Regions from separate parts of the Mus musculus genome. Here region 1 is linked to region 2. A link is a contact called in ENCODE Hi-C or POLR2A ChIA-PET data. All regions are on one chromosome and are shown on one strand. Each heading gives the region's core, a stretch centred on a gene start or an enhancer-like site at or near the end of the contact. The rest is flanking DNA. Distances are from core to core; before and after follow the strand shown. Region 1 holds the start of H3f3c (H3 histone, family 3C). Region 2 holds the start of Nusap1 (nucleolar and spindle associated protein 1).

What was found. A loop is a pair of places that touch in the nucleus more often than their neighbours do. ChIA-PET counts read pairs that join two places held with the same protein, here RNA polymerase II (POLR2A).
Region 1: a map of adrenal gland shows a loop between it and region 2 (2.0-fold over the local background). The contact joins the promoter of H3f3c here to the promoter of Nusap1 in region 2. A Hi-C loop is called at or near these places in 1 of 37 maps with a recorded cell type or tissue (adrenal gland). POLR2A ChIA-PET finds 5 or more read pairs at or near these places in 3 of 5 experiments (Patski and embryonic stem cell).

What each region holds. Positions count from the first base shown.
Region 1 is chr2:119,664,355-119,669,215 of GRCm38, reverse strand. H3f3c (H3 histone, family 3C) reads left to right here and starts at 3,064. Exons shown (of 1, transcript NM_001370931.1): 1 at 3,064-4,100. The coding sequence starts at 3,180. The coding sequence ends at 3,590.
Region 2 is chr2:119,616,787-119,621,578 of GRCm38, reverse strand. Nusap1 (nucleolar and spindle associated protein 1) reads right to left here and starts at 3,281. Exons shown (of 11, transcript NM_133851.3): 1 at 2,684-3,281. The coding sequence starts at 2,776. Oip5 (Opa interacting protein 5) reads left to right here and starts at 3,074. Exons shown (of 6, transcript NM_001042653.1): 1 at 3,074-3,421; 2 at 3,659-3,725. The coding sequence starts at 3,118.

The sequences.
Region 1 (4,861 bases), core at 1,815-4,314, 48 kb before region 2:
TTTCCTGGGTGCGTTACCACCAGTGGATTTGCAAGCAGTCTGCTTTGTAAGAGCCATGGTATGGACACCTCCTTACTTACCCCCAACCCCCTTCTCCTTTGGCTGGAGCACAGCAAGCCAGAGGCGGCTCTGGTGTTAGAGAGCAGTGGCGGCATGGTGAAGGCTGCAAACACAAAACAACTCTTATAAATCAAAACTTTTAGGGCGGGCAGTGGTGGCACATGCCTTTAATCCCAGCACTTGGGAGGCAGAGGCAGGAGATTTCTGAATTCAAGGCCAGTCTCAGAGTGAGTTCCAGGACAGTCAGGGCTATACAGAAAAACCCTGCCTTGAAAAACCAAAACAAGGGGCTGGAGAGATGGCTCAGCAATAAAGAGCACTGACTGCTCTTCCGAAGATCGTGAGTTCAAATCCCAGCAACCACATGGTGGCTCACAACCACCTGTAATGAGATCTGACGCCCTCTTCTTGTGTGTCTGAAGACAGCTACAGTGTACCTAGATATAATAATAAATAAAACTTAAAAAAAAAAAACAACTAAAAAATGGCTCTGATTCCACAATCAGGCAGAGTTTGAGACTGGGAGGCCTCAAAGCCCTCCAACACAGTGACACACTCCCTTTAAGGCCATACCTCCTAATAGTGCCAATTCATATGTCCAAGCATTGAAACATATAAATGTATGGGGCCAAATGTATTCAAACCACCACAGAGTCCTTCTAGAGACAGAGTCTCTAAGGTGGACTGAAGCTTTCTCTTTAGTCCACTGTCTTAGTTAGGGTCTTACTGCTGTGAACAGACACCATGAACAAGGCAACTCTTATAGAACAACATTTAATTGGGGCTGGTTTACAGGTTCAGAGGTGCAGTCCATTATCATCAAGGTGGGAACATGGCAGCATTTAGGTATGGTGCAGGTGGAGCTGAGAGTTCTACATCTTCATCTGAAGGGTGCTAGCAGAATACTGGCTTCCAGGCAACTAGGATAAGGGTCTTAAAACCCACACCCACAGTGACACAGCTACTCCAACAAGGCCACACCTACTCCAACAGGGCCACACCTTCTAATAGTGCCACTCTCTGGACTGAGCATATACAAACCATCACATTATACTCACTGGCCCACATAGGCTTGTTTAAACATATGAGTCTTTGAGGACCATACCTAAATATAGTATAATGCAAAATACATTTAGTTCAACTTCAAAAGTCTCCATAATCTATAGCAATCTCAACAATGTTAAAAGTCCAAAGTCGCCAGGCATGGTGGCACATGCCTTTAATCCCAGCACTCGGGAGGCAGAAGCAGGTGGATTTCTGAGTTCAAGACCAGCCTGGTCTACAAAGTGAGTTCCAGGACAGCCAGAGCTATACAGAGAAACCCTGTCTCGAAAAACCATTTTAAAAGGTCCAAAGTCTCTTCTGAGATTCATACAATCACTCATCTGTAATCTCCAAAGCAAGACAGGAAGTCTTCAGCTTGGCAAAGTCCAAATTCTGCATCGTCTTCAGGTCTCCAACTCCTTTTCTTTTCTTTTTTCTTTCTTTTATATTTATTTATTTCATGTATATGAGTACACTGTTGCTGTCTTCGGACACACCAGGAGAGGGCATCCAATTCCCATTACAATGGTTATGAGCCACCATGTGGTTGCTGGAAATTGAACTCAGGACCTCTGAAAGAGCAATCAGTGCTCTTAACCACTGAGCCATCTCTCCACCCCCAACTCCTTTTTCATCTTTGGTAATTGCAACAAACTTCTTTCAGCTGGGTTGGTTCCACTCCCTGTCATCAACTTTCCTCAACAGGAAGTCCATGACTCTGGCATCTCAAATATCTTTGAGTCTCCAAAGCACCTTCAATGTTATAGCTTCTTTTTCAATGTCTGGGATCCACACATGATCTTCTGGGTTCCTTCAAAGGGCATCACTTCTCCAGCTCTGCCTCTGTAGCACTCTAAGCTCAGGTTGATTCACTCCACTGCCACTGCAGTTCTTGGTGATCACGGTACTGGAATCTCTAATACACTGGATCTTCTGCTGAAGATAGGCTTCACCAATAGCCTCTCATAGACTCTCTTCATGTTGCCAAGCCTCAAATCCTTTGCATGAACCCTTCAGTTCAGAACTGCAACTGAGGCTGCACCTTTACCATTGGCCTTTCATGGCCTCTCACAGTGCCAAGCCTCAGCTGCTATTTATGACCCCTTCATGTGTTCAAACCAGTATCACTTGGGTGACTCTTACACATTACCAATTACAGCTACAGCACAAGGTACATCCAGGGGTTCTCTATACAGCCCTGGCTATCCTGGAACTCATTCTGTAGTCCAGTCTGGCTTCGAACTCCAAAATCCGCCTGCGTCTGCCTCCCAAGTGCTGGGAGGAAAGGCATGCTCCACTACTGCCTGGCTGTTGGTCTTTTTTTTTTTTTTTTTTGGCCGGGGGGTTGGGGGTGTGTGTCAAGACAGGGTTTCTCTGTATAGCTCTGGCTGTCCTGGACTCACTTTGTAGACCAGGCTGGCCTCAAACTGAGAAATCCACCTACCACTGCCTCCCAAGTGCTGGGATTAAAGGTGTGTGCCACCATGCCTGGCATTGGGGAAGTTTTTATCTATCATAATAATTTTGTAAATGAAAGTAAATCATTGGTTTCCCCGGGTATAAAGTCATGTTAGTGTCCCCATCTCAAAGGATGGTTTCTTATTCATTACTCTTGCTTAAGATCTTGGTCTAGGCTACCAGGAACATGTAAATAAGACAAGGAATGAGAGAAAACAAAACAGATAGATTGTCATGGGAACTATGGCTCAATAATTTTTTTCCGATGAAGAGTTCCACAACCAGTTCCAGGAGGCCTCCCCTTTTGAGGTCAGTCACCTCAGTCTGTAGAACTTGTCACACAGATCCTACTGGAGGTGCTGTGGCATAAATGATCAATGTTTATTTGTTGACTCAAGTGACTTGTGTCTGGATTTTGTTGTGGTCAATATTTCTAGCAAGTGTTACTCCAGTTAGGACCTTGGGATTTGGTATAAGGATATCTTTAAGAAGAGCATTTCAGAATTGTGTTCGCAGCCTTCGCCGCGCCGCCGCCGCTCTCCAACGCCAGCGCCGCCTCTCCCTTGCCGAGCTCCAGCCGAAGGAGAAGGGGGGGTAAGTAAGGAGGTGTCCATACCATGGCTCTTACAAAGCAGACTGCCCGCAAATCCACCGGTGGTAAAGCACCCAGGAAACAACTGGCTACAAAAGCCACTCGCAAGAGTGCGCCCTCTACTGGAGGGGTGAAGAAACCTCATCGTTACAGGCCTGGCACTGTGGCACTCCGTGAAATCAGACGCTATCAGAAGTCCACTGAACTTCTGATCCGCAAGCTCCCCTTTCAGCGTCTGGTGCGAGAAATTGCTCAGGACTTCAAAACAGATCTGCGCTTCCAGAGTGCAGCTATTGGTGCTTTGCAGGAGGCAAGTGAGGCCTATCTGGTTGGCCTTTTTGAAGATACCAATCTGTGTGCTATCCATGCCAAACGTGTAACAATTATGCCAAAAGATATCCAGCTAGCACGCCGCATACGCGGAGAACGTGCTTAAGAGTCCACTATGAGGGGAAACATTTCATTCTCAAAAAAATTTTTTTCCTCTTCTTCCTGTTATCAGTAGTTCTGAATATTAGATATTTTTTCCATGGGGTCAAAGGTACCTAAGTATATGATTGCGAGTGGAAACATAGGGGACAGAATCAGGTATTGGCGTTTCTCCATGTTCATTTGTGTGTGAATTTTTAATATAAATGCAAGATGTAAAGCATTAATGGAAGCAAAATGTTTCAGTGAACACATTTCAAGAGTTCAACTTTATAACAATTATAAATAAACCTGTTAAAATTTTCTGGACAATGCCAGCATTTGGATTTTTTAAAAATAAGTAAATTTCTTATTGACAGCAACTAAATGGTGTTTGTAGCATTTTTATCACACAGTAGATTCCATCCATTCACTATACTTTTCTAACTGAGTTGTCCTACATACAAGTACATGTTTTTAATGTTGTCAGTCTTGTGTGCTGTTCCTGTAAGTTTGCTATTAAAATACATTAAACTATTAAAAAAAGAAGAAGAAGAGCATTTCAAGCTGGGCATGGTGACACACGCCATTAATCCCAGCACTCAGGAGGCAGAGGCAGGTGGAATTCTGAGTTCAAGGCCAGCCTGGTCTACAAAGTGAGTCCCAGGACAGCCAGAGCTATACAGAGAAATCCTGTCTCAAAACAAAACAAAACAAAACAAAACAAAAAAAAAAACAAAAAAAAACAACAAAAAAAAAACAAACCAAAAAAAAAAACCCTAAGTATTTCAAGCTAACTTGTAATCTTGTATAGATTATAGCATGTAATCTATAAAAGACTTCAGTGGTCAGCTAACTTTCATGAAGCACAGCAGGCAAACAAATGGAGAAACTTCTGAGACATGGGTCTCCTTGAGGATAAGCGAAGCGTACCTCTGTACTCAGAGCCATTAGGACTGCTGCGGCAGGGGGAGGTACTCTACCATCAATCCTTATAACCTGAGTTCAAGCTTTTGAACACACTCTATGATTCCCCTAAGCAATCAATCCTAAAAATTAAAATACAATGATATTAGGTTTTTAAAATTTCTGGGTCACAACTTGTGCCCTGAGACATGTCCAGCCACCCATCCTCAATAAGCCATATTCCTTCCTAGAGTTGGCAGGCTCCTTTCACACAGGTTACAGCAGGGGAAAAGCAAGCCCAAGACATAGGCTACTTAACCATGTCTCCTTGACGCCTACCACCGAAGGAATAGCAGAGTTGCATCTCCCTGTCTCTGTAGTACCTAACTGAGT
Region 2 (4,792 bases), core at 2,032-4,531:
CAAGGGAGGTAAAAACCTATTGCTGCTCAGTTCCTGTTTCTTGTGTGTCTATGATTCCACACACTTATGATAGGCTCAACCTCTGAGCTTGGCTCTTCTCACACAATTTATCATTTACCAGAAGTAAAGGGCAAAGCACAAAATGTGCTCTGTACTTTAAGTACAGGAGTTTTGTTGGGGTGTGGCCCCAAGTCACGCGCCTTAACTGTACTAGACTTCTCTGCATGAAGACAACTATTAATAAAATGGTTCTTATTTACTACAATGAACCTAACCTAAGTAAGGCCTCCTCTCAAATTAATCCAGGTCTTTTTTTTTTTTTTTAATTAAAGACAGGTTTCACTATGTAGAGTTGACTGGCCTATAACTCACTAACTGGACCAGGCTGGCCTCAAACTCCGAGATCTACCTAATCTAGGGCTTAGTTCAGGATTGACAAGATGAACAATATGCCCAGTCTTGTTTGTTTGACAAGACTTCAATTCATGGTCCTCCTGAATGTGCCTCCCCAGTGCTGGGATTATATGTCAGGCCTACCAAAATTATAAACAATTTCTTTTCTTTTTTTTTTTTTTTTTTTTTTTTAAGATTTATTTATTTATTATATGTAACTGTTGTTGTCTTCAGACACACCAGAAGAGGGCGTCAGATCTCGTTACGGATGGTTGTGAGCCACCATGTGGTTGCTGGGATTTGAACTCCGGACCTTTGGAAGAGCAGTCGGGTGCTCTTACCCACTGAGCCATCTCACCAGCCCACAATTTCTTTTCTTTCTCTTTCTTTTGTTTCAAACTGTATCTTACTTTGTGACCCTGGTAGTTCTGGAACTCACTATGTAGACCAAATTGGCTTCAAAATCACAGAGATCCACCTATCTCTGCCTTTTCTCGCTAGTGCTGGTATTAAAGGCGGTGCCACCATGCCCAGATAGATGCAAATTCTTATTTATAGTGAGTGAGTGAGTGTGTTTGTGTGTGTGTGCCATAGTGCAGGTGTGGAGTTCAGTGGACAGTTTTGTACAGTTAATTCTCTTCTTCCATTATGTGGGTCAAAATACCAGGCTTGTGTATCAAACACCTTTATCCCGTGAGCCATCTATCTCACTGCCTGACTAGGACATGGTTTCTTAACATACTATCTCACCAAGGATGCAACAATGAGAAGGGAGGTGTCTGAGATAGAAACAAATGAAGACATTTAGCAGGTCAAATAAAATGGGATGAAGCTCAAGTTGCCTGAAAGCTCAAGTGTTATTCATCAGCATTAATCATTGATGGAAGAACTAACTGTTCTTACATTGTGCAGAGCACTGTGCTAGGAGCTAGAGAGACTGGTGAACAAAGCAGGCAAGCCTTCTGTTGGAAGCTCCCAGTGGACTAATGGGAAAAGAGTTTATAAAATACCAAGTGAGCTAGAAATAAAGAACACAGCAGGGGCTATGAAGCAAACCCCAAACTACTTAACTGAGGTAGGACAGGGTGCTCATCTGAGCAGCTGAGATGCAGAGGCAACAGGTGTAGTCTGATAAACAATTACAGTCAGGCCATCGGTGGAGGTACAAGCCCATATATAGTCTCAGCATAAGTTTCAGGCTACTCAAAGCTATATACTGTTTTCCAGGATAGCCCAGGCAGTATAATGAGACTTTATTTCATTAAAAAAAAAGGGGGGGGGAGGAGGAAGAGGAGAAGATAGCAAAAACCTGAAGGACTAAGCTTTAGACAATAAGTTGGGGAGCCATTAAGCACTAAACTCAGAAACATTTCTAAGTACTCTTCAGTGCCGTTCAGCCAGATAAAAGGTGTACCTATGGCCACATTATTCTATTTAAACCATTTAAAAACATTTATGACAACTAATTAGAGATTTAGTGCAAATAGCAGTTTGCTGTACAAATCTCTGGTATATACATGTGGGCAAGCTTCAATATAGCAAGTCCAATCTCACAATGAATCCCCACATTTTCTCTGAACACCTTGCAAACTCAGAATTCAAAGACCTTATCGGTTTTGAAAAAGACCACCATCACAATAGTGATTAATGTATGGACAATCATACTAGATCACGGTGGACAGGCATCCCATTAAAGGTTCACGAGAGTGAAGGTAGTGTCATAGTTTACTGAACAGTAAGTAGAGTTTTTCAGAAGAAGTCGTTTAAAGTAGTTTTTCTTCAACTGCCTAATAACTGGCATGGAAATTACACTGATTACGTCCTATGGGCCTTCGTTTCCCATTTGGTACCAGGAAGTATTAGCATTTCCATTAAGAAGTCTTTATAAGAGCTGGGCAGTGGTGGCGCATGCCTTTAATCCCAGCACTTGGGAGGCAGAGGCAGGTGGATTTCCGAGTTTGAGGCCAGCCTGGTCTACAGAGTGAGTTCCAGGACAGCCAGGGCTACACAGAGAAGCCCTGTCTTGAAAAACCAAAACCAAACCAAACCAAAAAACAAAAAGTCTTTATAAGTTCTCCAAATATAATAAAAAAAGCCTCCAACTAGAGTAACAGCCTCGGCTTTTCTTTCGTTTAACAAATTCCAGTCACTGTGAACAAAACCTACCTACTCCTCCCAAAATAACGTCCCTCGGGGGTTTCCTCTCAGTCACTTCGCGCCCTGTCCCCCAAATCCCTGGTCTCTTCTACCCCGCCCACCCAACTGCCCGCACCGCCAGCCAGCACGGTACCTTCATGTTAGCCCGGAGGCCCAGCCTTTTGGCTAAATTTTGCAGGTCGCTGTACTTAAAGGAGTCCAGCTCCTCTGCAGAGGGGACGGTCATCGCGTTCTGCAATCTCGGTGATTCCCAGAAAAACAGCCACACAACTCAAAACAGAGCGGCTCAAAACTGGCGCCACCCAAGACGTTGACAAGCCGACTTATATATGGAGTTTAAATTAAGACTGCTGTAAGTTCATTGGTTGAACTGCCTCGAGGGTGGGGTTTCCGATGCGGGCCAGTAGCGTGATTGGCTGAAGACCGCTATTCCGCAAACTATACCAATATGCTGGCGCTGAGCGTATTGAGAGCGTGTCTTTCAGGAACATTGTCCAATGAAGACGCAGGGAGACAGGTGGGCGGGACTTGGAGCGTGCGAGAAAGAGGCGCGCGCTTCAAAGAAATATGGCGACTCTCTCGCGCCGCAGTCTTCGCTTCTTGGAGACCCAGTCACGTCGTGACTCTTGTGATACACCTTTTTCTCTTACCTCCTCCATGGAGTGGGACACTCAGGTGGTGGAAGGGTTCTCCCCTCTCGGGTCCTCCGAGTCTAAGGTGAAGGCGTCACCTGTCGACCTGCGGCTGCCTGCGTGGTTGGAGCCGGAGAGATGTGCCGTGTTTCATTGCGCGCGGTGCTACGCGGTGCTCGGCGACACCCTGCACCTCGCCTGGGACCTGTCGCGGTCCCTCGGCGCCCTGGCCTTCTCCAGTGAGTGAGGCGAGGGTAGTTTGTGAGGAAGATAGACCAGAGGCAGATGAGGAATGGGGGACAGTACTGCCCAGGGGAGGGAGGGGTTTGTTTTGTTTTCCCGAGTTGGGCTTCAAACCCAGGCCGTCGCCTGAGCTAACCCAGCGCCCTTGGCTGAGCCCCACCCATTTTGTTAAGTTTTATGGGCAGATGAATCTGCTGGCAGGTATTTCTTCTCAAAACCGTTTTGTCTTCCAGAAGTCACAAACAACGTCGTTTTGTTAGAGCCCTTTTTGGTTGGCATAGAAGGTTTTCTCAAGTCCAGGTACGTGTGGAGAATTCCTGAGGTGGCGCTCTCTATATATTTCCCGATTTAATGACAGTGAAGAGTATGTAACTGTTGTAAACAAGAAAGAAACTTTGTCTTGTGACATGTTTACGCTCTCCATAGAGTATGTTTGAGTTGTAAACTCTTTACCGGTTTGAATCATATAAACATGGCATTGGTGAAAGTTAAAGTTGGATGTAGGTTTTAAGGTCTGTGAGAGAACTAGGACTATTAGTTATTAGTTATTAGTTATTAGTTATAATTTCTCAGGGTTGGTAGCAAATACCTTTACCCACCGAGTCATTTCACTGGCCCTGAAGTGACATTTTTGATATAGTTACAAATTATTTTACTTTTGATATTGGTAATAAAGGTCTTTCCTTGAATTTACAATTCTGCCTCTGCCTGCAAGTGCTGGGATCACAAGCATGGGAACCTGCACCCAACCTCTTTTTTTTGTTTTTTTTGTTTTTGAGACAGGGTTTCTCTGTATAGTCCTGGCTGTCTTGGCACTCACTTTGTAGACCAGGCTGGACTTGAACTCAGAAATCTGCCTGCCTCTGCCTCCCAAGTGCTGGGATTAAAGGCATGCGCCACCACCGCCTGGCCAACCTCTTTTTTAAAAAGCCTGATTAAAAGTTTTAATTATAAGCCTGGCGGTGGTAGCACATACTTTTAATCCCAGGACTAGGGAGGCAGAGGCAGGAGGATCTCTGTGAATGCAGGGACAGCCTGGTCTACAGAGCTAGTTCCAGGACAGCTAAGGCTACACAAAGAAATCCTGTCTGAAAAACCAAACAAACAAAAATTTAATTACAGATTTGGAGATGTGCTATAGCTCAGAAGTACAATGTTTGCCTATATCAAGAAAAATGCATGCAAGAATAGAGTTAGATTTCTGTTCCAAGTTATAATCTAAAAACAGTTTTATCACATTTATTTGTTTGTTTATTTATTTATTGTGTGTAGTCACATACCGAGATGCACACATGAAGGTGAGACTATACCTTTGAGGGGTTCAGGCCCAGGATCACACTTGGGTTGCCAAGCTTGGCTGCAGGCAC